Linked DNA regions of Mus musculus: region 2 is linked to region 1. Evidence: chromatin loops called from intact Hi-C (ENCODE). Cell type or tissue: heart. All regions are shown on one strand. Region 1 holds the start of Tbpl1 (TATA box binding protein-like 1). Region 2 holds the start of Slc2a12 (solute carrier family 2 (facilitated glucose transporter), member 12).

What was found. A loop is a pair of places that touch in the nucleus more often than their neighbours do. Peaks named below come from ENCODE experiments on the same cell type or tissue, not always from the same donor. Only the 100,000 strongest peaks of a DNase experiment are listed, where the experiment ranks them.
Region 2: a loop joins it to region 1, with 1.8 times the contacts of the local background. A loop is called at or near these places in 1 of 42 quality-filtered maps.

Annotation. Positions count from the first base shown.
Region 1 is chr10:22,729,577-22,733,576 of GRCm38, reverse strand. It overlaps Tbpl1 (TATA box binding protein-like 1), which reads left to right and starts at 2,130. Exons shown (of 7, transcript NM_011603.5): 1 at 2,130-2,461. In heart, a CTCF peak has its summit at 2,215; DNase peaks (open chromatin) are centred at 1,136 and 2,216; H3K4me3 peaks cover 2,941 bases; H3K27ac peaks cover 2,097 bases.
Region 2 is chr10:22,643,845-22,647,844 of GRCm38, reverse strand. Slc2a12 (solute carrier family 2 (facilitated glucose transporter), member 12) reads right to left here and starts at 2,834. Exons shown (of 5, transcript NM_178934.4): 1 at 2,532-2,834. The coding sequence starts at 2,646. In heart, a CTCF peak has its summit at 2,490; a DNase peak (open chromatin) is centred at 2,604; H3K4me3 peaks cover 1,280 bases; H3K27ac peaks cover 1,374 bases.

The sequences.
Region 1 (4,000 bases):
GGCTTCTATGTTACGTTTGCAGTTGCAGAACTCTTACCACTGAGGCTCGCTAGTCTGTCTGGTCTGGGATGAATAGGGTGTCAGTGTCCATCAGTTCTTGACTAATAGTAGCATGTCTCAATCTGTGGGCTAATCCCCTTTAGCAAACTTCTTTGGAAAAAATATTTACATTAAGATTCATACCAGTAGCAAAACTAGTTATGCAATAGCAGTGAAAATAATGTTTTGGTTGGGGGTCACCACAACATAAGGAACTGTATTAAAGGGTCTCAGCATTAGGAAGGTTGAGAACGGCCACTTTACAGTGAAGTCAACTAAAACTCTTGCCTCTTTAGCTGTCAGTGCTACAGTGTTAGTAAGATGTTTAGTTTAAGGTACCAGTCCATCATGGCTAGTAGTTCATGGAGCAAGAGTTCCCATCACCCTCCAGGAAGAAATGGGAAAGCAGGGATCAGGGCAAGCAATGTCAGCTAAAGACACACCCATGACCTACTTCTTCCCAGCGGGCCTCACCTACCTTTCATTTCCATGTAACAATGCTGTCATACTGTAATGGCTCTACTGAGAGCAATCCAGTTGTCTCTGAAGGTGCTATCATCGCAGAGAACACTTAAAAGTGCACTTTACTAATCATCTAGGGTGAAAGAATAATCCAATCAGCTAACAATCAAAACCAGCACCACAGCAAGTGGAACTTGCAAGCCAACTATATCCAATTCTATAAGGAAGGCTCCTTGGCTATAACAAAAGGCAGCCCAAAGTAGAGGGCACTTTCCAGGTATCCTGCTGGGCTGCCTGAAGGAAAGTATCAAAGACCTTAGAATCAGTCGCCATTGTTGTAAAATTGCCTTCTAAACAGGGCAGTAGCCCCTAAAAATAGAGCTTTTTCTGGTTATCGGTTTTTTGTTTTTTGTTTTTTTTTTGTTTTTTTTTTTTTTGTTGTTGTTTTTTAAACCATACCCCGTTGCTCTCCATTTGGGAGAGAATCCAAACTCCTGTCTGCAAGGTGCAGATGAGTTTGGGTCTTCGTTCCCCTCCAACTTTATCTTGTCACTTTCTCCTAGCTATACTCGCCATGCCCTATTCCTATTAACACCTCCACGCCCCAGTGTAGCCAGCCCCAGTGTAGCCAGACCACAACATCCTCTTTTCCTCTCCTCTCAGGGCCATCCCTTCTAAATCTGTCAAAATCAGTCACCATAGGCATGACTTTCTCACCCAGCTTCTTGTTCGTCCTATCCCACACAAAGTACACCTATTTAATATTGCTCAAAAAAATAAATAAATAAAAGTGAGAACTGAAGCAAATCTGTCCTTCAGGGCTTTAAAACGTTCGAGTGCGCTGTGTGTGTGTGTGTGTGTGTGTGTGTGTGTTGTGCGCGCGTTTTCACACTTTAAGAGTAGGGAGGAGAGATAAAGAGGCATCCTTGGCTATCCCTCAAATACTTAAACTTCCCTACTAGGTGTGCACGTCTAAACCCTGTGATGACAGTCTAAGTCATTCTCAAAAGGCCAAGTGGCTCCAGTCAGAGGCCAAGCCACCTAAGGAAACGGCTCACGTGACCTTTAACCCGCTGGCCTCCACCACCGGCCAGAGCGAGCCCACAAGGGCAAGAGCTGGGTCGCGCGGGCGGCTGCGCTCCGGCCGTTATGAGCCTCGCTCCTCGGGCAGCACGGCCCAAGCCATCCCGAGGGCGCACTCCGCCCGGTGCGGCCGTTCAAGCCAGCGAGTGTGCGTCGCCAGCGTCCTGCTAGCCCTGTTGCTCCCGCCACGCCGCCGGGGGCCCTCGATGAGTAAGGCCGGGATCCCCGTCACCCCGGGGTCACGACTAAGGGCCCAGTGGCTGCTAGCTGAGCTCGTCGGTACAGGCGGTTGGGTGCCAGGCACAGTTCTGGTTTACAGGAAAATGAAAGCCCATTTGTGTCATGCTGCTCGCCAACGAGGAGCTGGAAAATAAACCGGGGGCTTCAAATCCACCCCGGGCGGGCGAGCTCAGGGAAGCGCAGCCCGGGTACCCAGCGCCCTCCGGCCACTTCCGCCTCGCCCAGCCCGCGGGCAGGAGGAGGACTTCGCCAGCGGCTTCGGGAAGGCGGAAGGAGCTAGGGGTTGGGGCGGAGAGGGGAGCAGCGAGAACCGGAAGTGAGTGGCTAGCCGGGATCCCCGGAGCTCCTGGGTCCGGCGGCGCTCTAGCCGCCTCGTGCCGCCTCTATGCCCCCGTGCGTCTAGTCTATTTATTGTCGCGGGGGAAGCGGCGGCCGCCCTGTACCCGGAACAACAAAGCGAGAAACCGAGCTCGAGCCTTGGGGGGCTCCTAGCAACGGGCCTGGGCGGGAGTTCCATGGAGACTGGGGAGCGGACCCGTTTTATCTTCATCCTTGTCCTCCAGCTTCTTCTCCGCGTCCGACGCAACCAGCAGCAGCGCTGCCGCCGTGTCCTTTACGACCGCCCCGTCTTCCCACGGTAACCCCGTCGGCGGTCCGGGGATGGGGGTGCGGGGCCCGCGGGGCCTGGAGCTGCCGCGGGGCGTCTCCGCGCCGGTTGGGCTGCGGGGAAGCTGTGCGAGGCGGGGACCCGAGCACGGGAGCGCCGCGGGCCACCGGCTAGTGGAGAGGACGGGCCAAGCGGCTCGGGCATCCCAGTAGGGATAACGGGGTGGGGGTGGGGCGCGCCTGCCTCGCGGTGGAAGGCGGGCAGGGATGGACCGGGTTCTGGAGCCCGCTCCCGGGGGAAAGAGGGACCGTGACACTAAGCGAGGGGTCGGTGGCTTCTCGGAAAACTTGGAGCAGCTGCGCGAAGGCTCCCCTAAATAGCGGCGCCGGCGCCTCTCGCTTCTGGCACTTGCCGGGAGCCCCACTCTATAATAATAGTAGTGGCCGAATTAAGCTTCGGCAAGAAGGATCTGGAACGCGGGAAGATAGAAATGAATTGTGAATAGGGTTGAGCAGGGATGAGAGGTGGGAAGGTGGGGGGCGGTAATCGCTTCATAATCGTCTGGACGGGTCCTAGAAGTATATAAAATGGGAAATGACTGAAATAGAAAACACTCCCTTTGCTGAGCTAGCTGTGCATCTGCAGGCTCTGCCAGGGTGTACATTGCACCGAGTGTCAAGCTGCAGCCAGTCCACATCTGTGAGCTTTACTGCATCTGTCACCTGCAGAGCGAGACTGGCAGTGACTAGTGTGAGCTTGGCATACTTGTGGTTAAGAAGAATGGCTTAGAATTGCGACTTGTGTGTGAAGCCATAACAGATTCCCTTAGGTAATTGAAAAAGGGAAATGTAAATAAGGAGGGCATTCAATCTTCTGGCTAGAATTTGCAGTCTCTTTCCAAGTTTGAGAAAACAGCAGTCCGTTCAAATCAAGAAGTGACTTTTAGCACTGTCTGATTGAAAGAATTATTTAGGGTTTGGATACGCCCCGTGAAATATTCATCAGTTTGTGTTCTAAAGCCTTGCATCACAGACCACTGGTTTTATACTTTGCTAAACCATATTAGGTTGGGTGTGGTGGCACATGCCTGGGATCCCAGCCTCTGGGAGGCTGAGGCAGGAGAACGTGAGTCCAAGGCCTGCTTAGGGGTATAATAGTACGTGTCTCAAAAAACAAAACAAAACTGAACTTCCCATCAGTAAGTGAAGTATGTCTGTGGTCCGGAAAGGTTACGTTCTACGGTGATAACATTTTTATGGTCAGTAGGAGCAAGGCTTTTCATACAGTTGAAGATTAATGATGCAAACAGGATTGATAATCACATAGACAACATGTCAACCACAGGTTCAGTTGCTTCTCCTAAGCAAAAGGATGTCACCGTTACTGCCAGTCCTCTTGTATAGTTTGTGCTCCCAAAACGAGTGCCAGGAGCTGTAATGATCTAGTGCTGTGTTGTTTCGTGAAGAGGAGCCAGGCAGGGTACATTTTAAAAAGTCCTGTGTTTCATTTTAAGCTTCCAACTGGGACTCTGGGGTCCAGTGTTGTTAGCTGAAGTACTTCCAGGTTGAC
Region 2 (4,000 bases), 86 kb after region 1:
ACTCTCTCTGGGCAGGAGTTTGGATGTCAGAATGAGGAAAGCGTGGGAGCTGAGGATGAAGGAGCAGGCCTCAGAGCGCCTAGCCCAGGAACCTCCAAAGTTAGTTCCACGCCAGCCTCTGACAGCTACCCCACCCTCCGACTCCAAGCCCCCTTCACCCTGTGAAAGATGGGGTAGCTTTGTAGCCTCTGCCTTCACCTCGATGGAGCATCAGGTCCAAGCATCAGGATTTGGAGTTGAACATAACCCTCCTTCAGAAGGTCAGTTAGAATGTGTCCACAGACTCTGAAAATTTTACTATCAACATATTCACTTTGAGTCATAGGTTCCTGGAAAAACAACGATGCTCACTGTCTTCCATTTACTGGGACACTGCGCCCTTCCTAATTAAGGAGTTGACCAAGGAAGACTTGCCAAACCCACTTTCCCCGTGTGCGAGAGTTTGGGGTGCAGATGAGATGAGCTGAAAGTTTTGCCAATCTTATTGCTGTTTGCATTTTTAAGAATCTCACATGGTTTACTCAATCACCACAGCTGGGGATATATAACTTATTTCCCTTTTCTCTTGATTTTTTTTCTACCTAGGAATATAGGAAAACCCTAAATACAGAAATATGCTGAAAATCACCAAGCATATTTTAAATACTCTGAATTTCCTGATTAAAAGAAATTACATAAGTTTGAAATACAAAGAGGCTATAAAGTGCTTGGCAAATATTGTTTCAATAAGCATCAACATCTTGATTTAAATGAACTAAAATATAATCCCAATATTAGAGAAGGAGACATAAATGACTTCTTAAAACTATATAGCAAGGCTGTATTATATACATGTACATATATGCCCAGGACTGCTTAGAGGTGTCAAGAGATACTTAACATGATTTAAGGACATCTAAAATGTTCGCATTCATATAAATATAAACTATATAAACATAACCCAGAGCTGTAGTCATGTGAGATGCCAGTGAAAACTTCAGGTTTTTTTCTTCTCCATAATGAAGACTCATTTGGGATTAAATCTGATAAAGTATTTGAGGTATTCACTTTCTGCAGTGATAAGCAGTGGCCCTTTCACATTACCTTCTGCATAAATATTCACGATGGATGAGCATGTTTACACATTACCTTCCAAGAAGATAATTGTAAGTGTGTACAATAGAAGATATGAAGGTACACTGTGCTTTCAAAGCTACCTTAAAGGTGTGCATGTGCGTGTGTGCATGTGAGGAGATGGGCTCACTATGTCCACCTGGTTGGCCTAAATCCTTCTGCCTCCTCCTCCTATATACTGACATTACAGGTAGGTGGTAAAAATTAGTCAACTCTTTATGGTTGTTGCAAAAGCCATGCTGGGCAGTTACTCTTCTTGGTCTCGGTGACACTGTGACACAGAGGCACCATTTAATTAACCCTTTGTTTGCCAGCACCACCTCAATGCTCTGCTGTCTTCTGCAGCTCATTTTCTCAGGCATGTGAAGATAAGGCCTTTCCAACTTCAATCTGACTACTCTTGCCTGCTCTTAACAGAATTTAAAGTCAGCCCGAAAGGCTTTGGGGAAAGAGAGAGGTCAAAGATGGCCCCAGGTGTCCATCCTCCATTAGATGAGGGAAGGAAAATCAGGCTAAGGCCCTAAGCCTGGAGCAAGGCATTTCTGGGGTGGGACCACTTCACTTCCGCGTGAGGCTTAGTGGATTCCGTTCCCAAATCATAAACATCCTTGGGTAGACCCATTCCCAGGTGGAAGGCTGTGAGTAACTTCTGTGTCGCTGAGCATTGGCGACTATTTGTAACATTCCACTTGGGAATGGAATGTATGATTGAAGCATGTGGCGCTGATGAGAAAGTATTAAGCAGAGGAAGAAGAGGGTCATTTGTATTGGGTTTGTCATACCACAATTAGTATATAGTCCCTTGAAAAAGAGATGAATAGAAAGAGGCACCAAGAAACAAACAAACAAGCGGACAAACAAAAAGGTGGAGGATTGTAAATCCACCGAGACAAGCATCTCGGTGAAGCACAGATAACACCATAAAAACTACTAAAGTTCTCTTTGGTAAGTTAAAGTATTCAACGAATCTCATTTTGAAAGGCAAGTTTCCAAGAAAGCAGGGACAAACAGGGGTGCAGTTTAGGGGCACGGAATAACTCATAATGTCCACTTGTTCCACACCGTTTGTTTGCGACAATAAGCAAAAAAGGTGTGTGCTCACAACTGAGGCTCTGATCCACCTTTCCAAGAGAGAGGAATGTGTACATTGCGTTACGTAAAGCAAATTGATGTAGCCCATCGTTGCAGTAGCTCCTGTTTCAATACATAAAGTCCCAAGGAGACTTCGGTCCCCGCATGTAGGGCTCTGGGTCACTCCGCGTCGCACTGAACCCTGCATTCCCGTTTCCACACATACGACACGCTCCCGGGCTGCGCGCGCACACGCACTCCCACGCACACGCACAGTCCGAAGGGGCTCGTGGGGACGACTGTCCCCTCTAGCGGTCACCCGAGCCAGCCCGGCCGTCTCACGTTACCTCCCGCGCAGGCAGGATGCCCTCCGCCGCTGGCTCCACAGCTGCCTTCGGTCTCCGCCTCTCTCCCCTTCTGGTTCAGCAGATTGGGGCCCTCTGTGTTTTCAACAGGTACCATGGTCACGGTAGTACTTACAGCTTCTCGCTCGCCACCGGACCACCCAGACCTACCGCGCTGACAGCAGTGGTCACTGTCCCCATGGGCAGCATGCTAAAGAAGAGTGGGAGGGGTTTGAGTGGGGGGGCGACCTTCGGGCAAAGCCAGTGTGATTTGTAACCAACTTTGTTTCTATTTCCGAAGGCTTTGCCCTTTTCGGTGACACAGGCTGTTGCTATTCCAAGCAGCCTATCACAGGCAAGGGGAGGGCCGTGTCTCCAGGATTGTTTTGCCTTTAGATGCGAGTTGGAAGCAAGAGGTTAAAAAGACTTGGGACTCAAAGGCAGTGTTTGGCCACCGGCTAGGGCTAGCTCTTGTGTTCCCGCAATTTGAAAAGCAGCTTAGAAAAAGAAGCATGCAGATTTAAATGCAAGTCTGCAAGCCAAGAGTAGGGAACAAATACTCACAGATGGTATCAGTTAATCTCGCCGAAGAGGAACATTTTATGTAAAGACATACCAGAAGGAAAAGTATTAATATTTCTTTTGTGGGCAAGCCTATTGCCCTAAAAGCCACAACACTCACCAGCTTAAACAAAGCGTAAAAGTTGTTTGTTTCAACGGGATTTGGGTCTAGGTAAATGCCTAGCATAGCTTTCTCTCTAGGCCCGTGGTACGGATCAAGGCCTGCTCCCAACTCCAGTCGCATGGATTCTTTAGACACTTTCTAGCCTGAGTTTATAGCAAGATAGTCCTTTTAAAAATGCACAGTTGACCTGAAAGCGAGGCAAACAGAGGATCTTCTGTCAGGTTGCTCGCTGGCTTGGCTGGCGGGAGGACACTCGGTATTCAGAGATGACTGGAGCTGTTGTAACATGAAACAAATCAGGGCACCAGAGGGAGGGGTGTTTTACTGGTCTATGAATGTGTACTTACATAAACAATCAGACAGACTGACATATTTTACCATCCGTTCTGTCCTTAGCAAATCATATCCACTGAGAAAACTGTGACATCACCTTAGAAACCACTGGGGTAAAAACTTAAACGTATGAAGTACTTTATAAGACAGAAATCAATGCTGGTTGTGTGACCTCGAGCGATTCTTTTCCCAAATAAAGCGCGTTAGAGAAAATGGGAGCTAAAGTAGCTTGCCTAAGCTTTGTAGAGCAGGCTGTGGCTCAGTGGTAGAGCCTACTACACACAAGGTCCTGGATTCAGAGTGCCAGAGCTGCACCAAACAAACAAATACACCCAGTGCTCTCGAACTCTTCAGAGCTGGTCAGGGGTGGACGGTAATTCTCCGGAGTTCTAACATTCCAGCCCTGTCCAACACTCTTTAGTTCTCCTCAACCTTAAGAGATGCCAGGAAACAC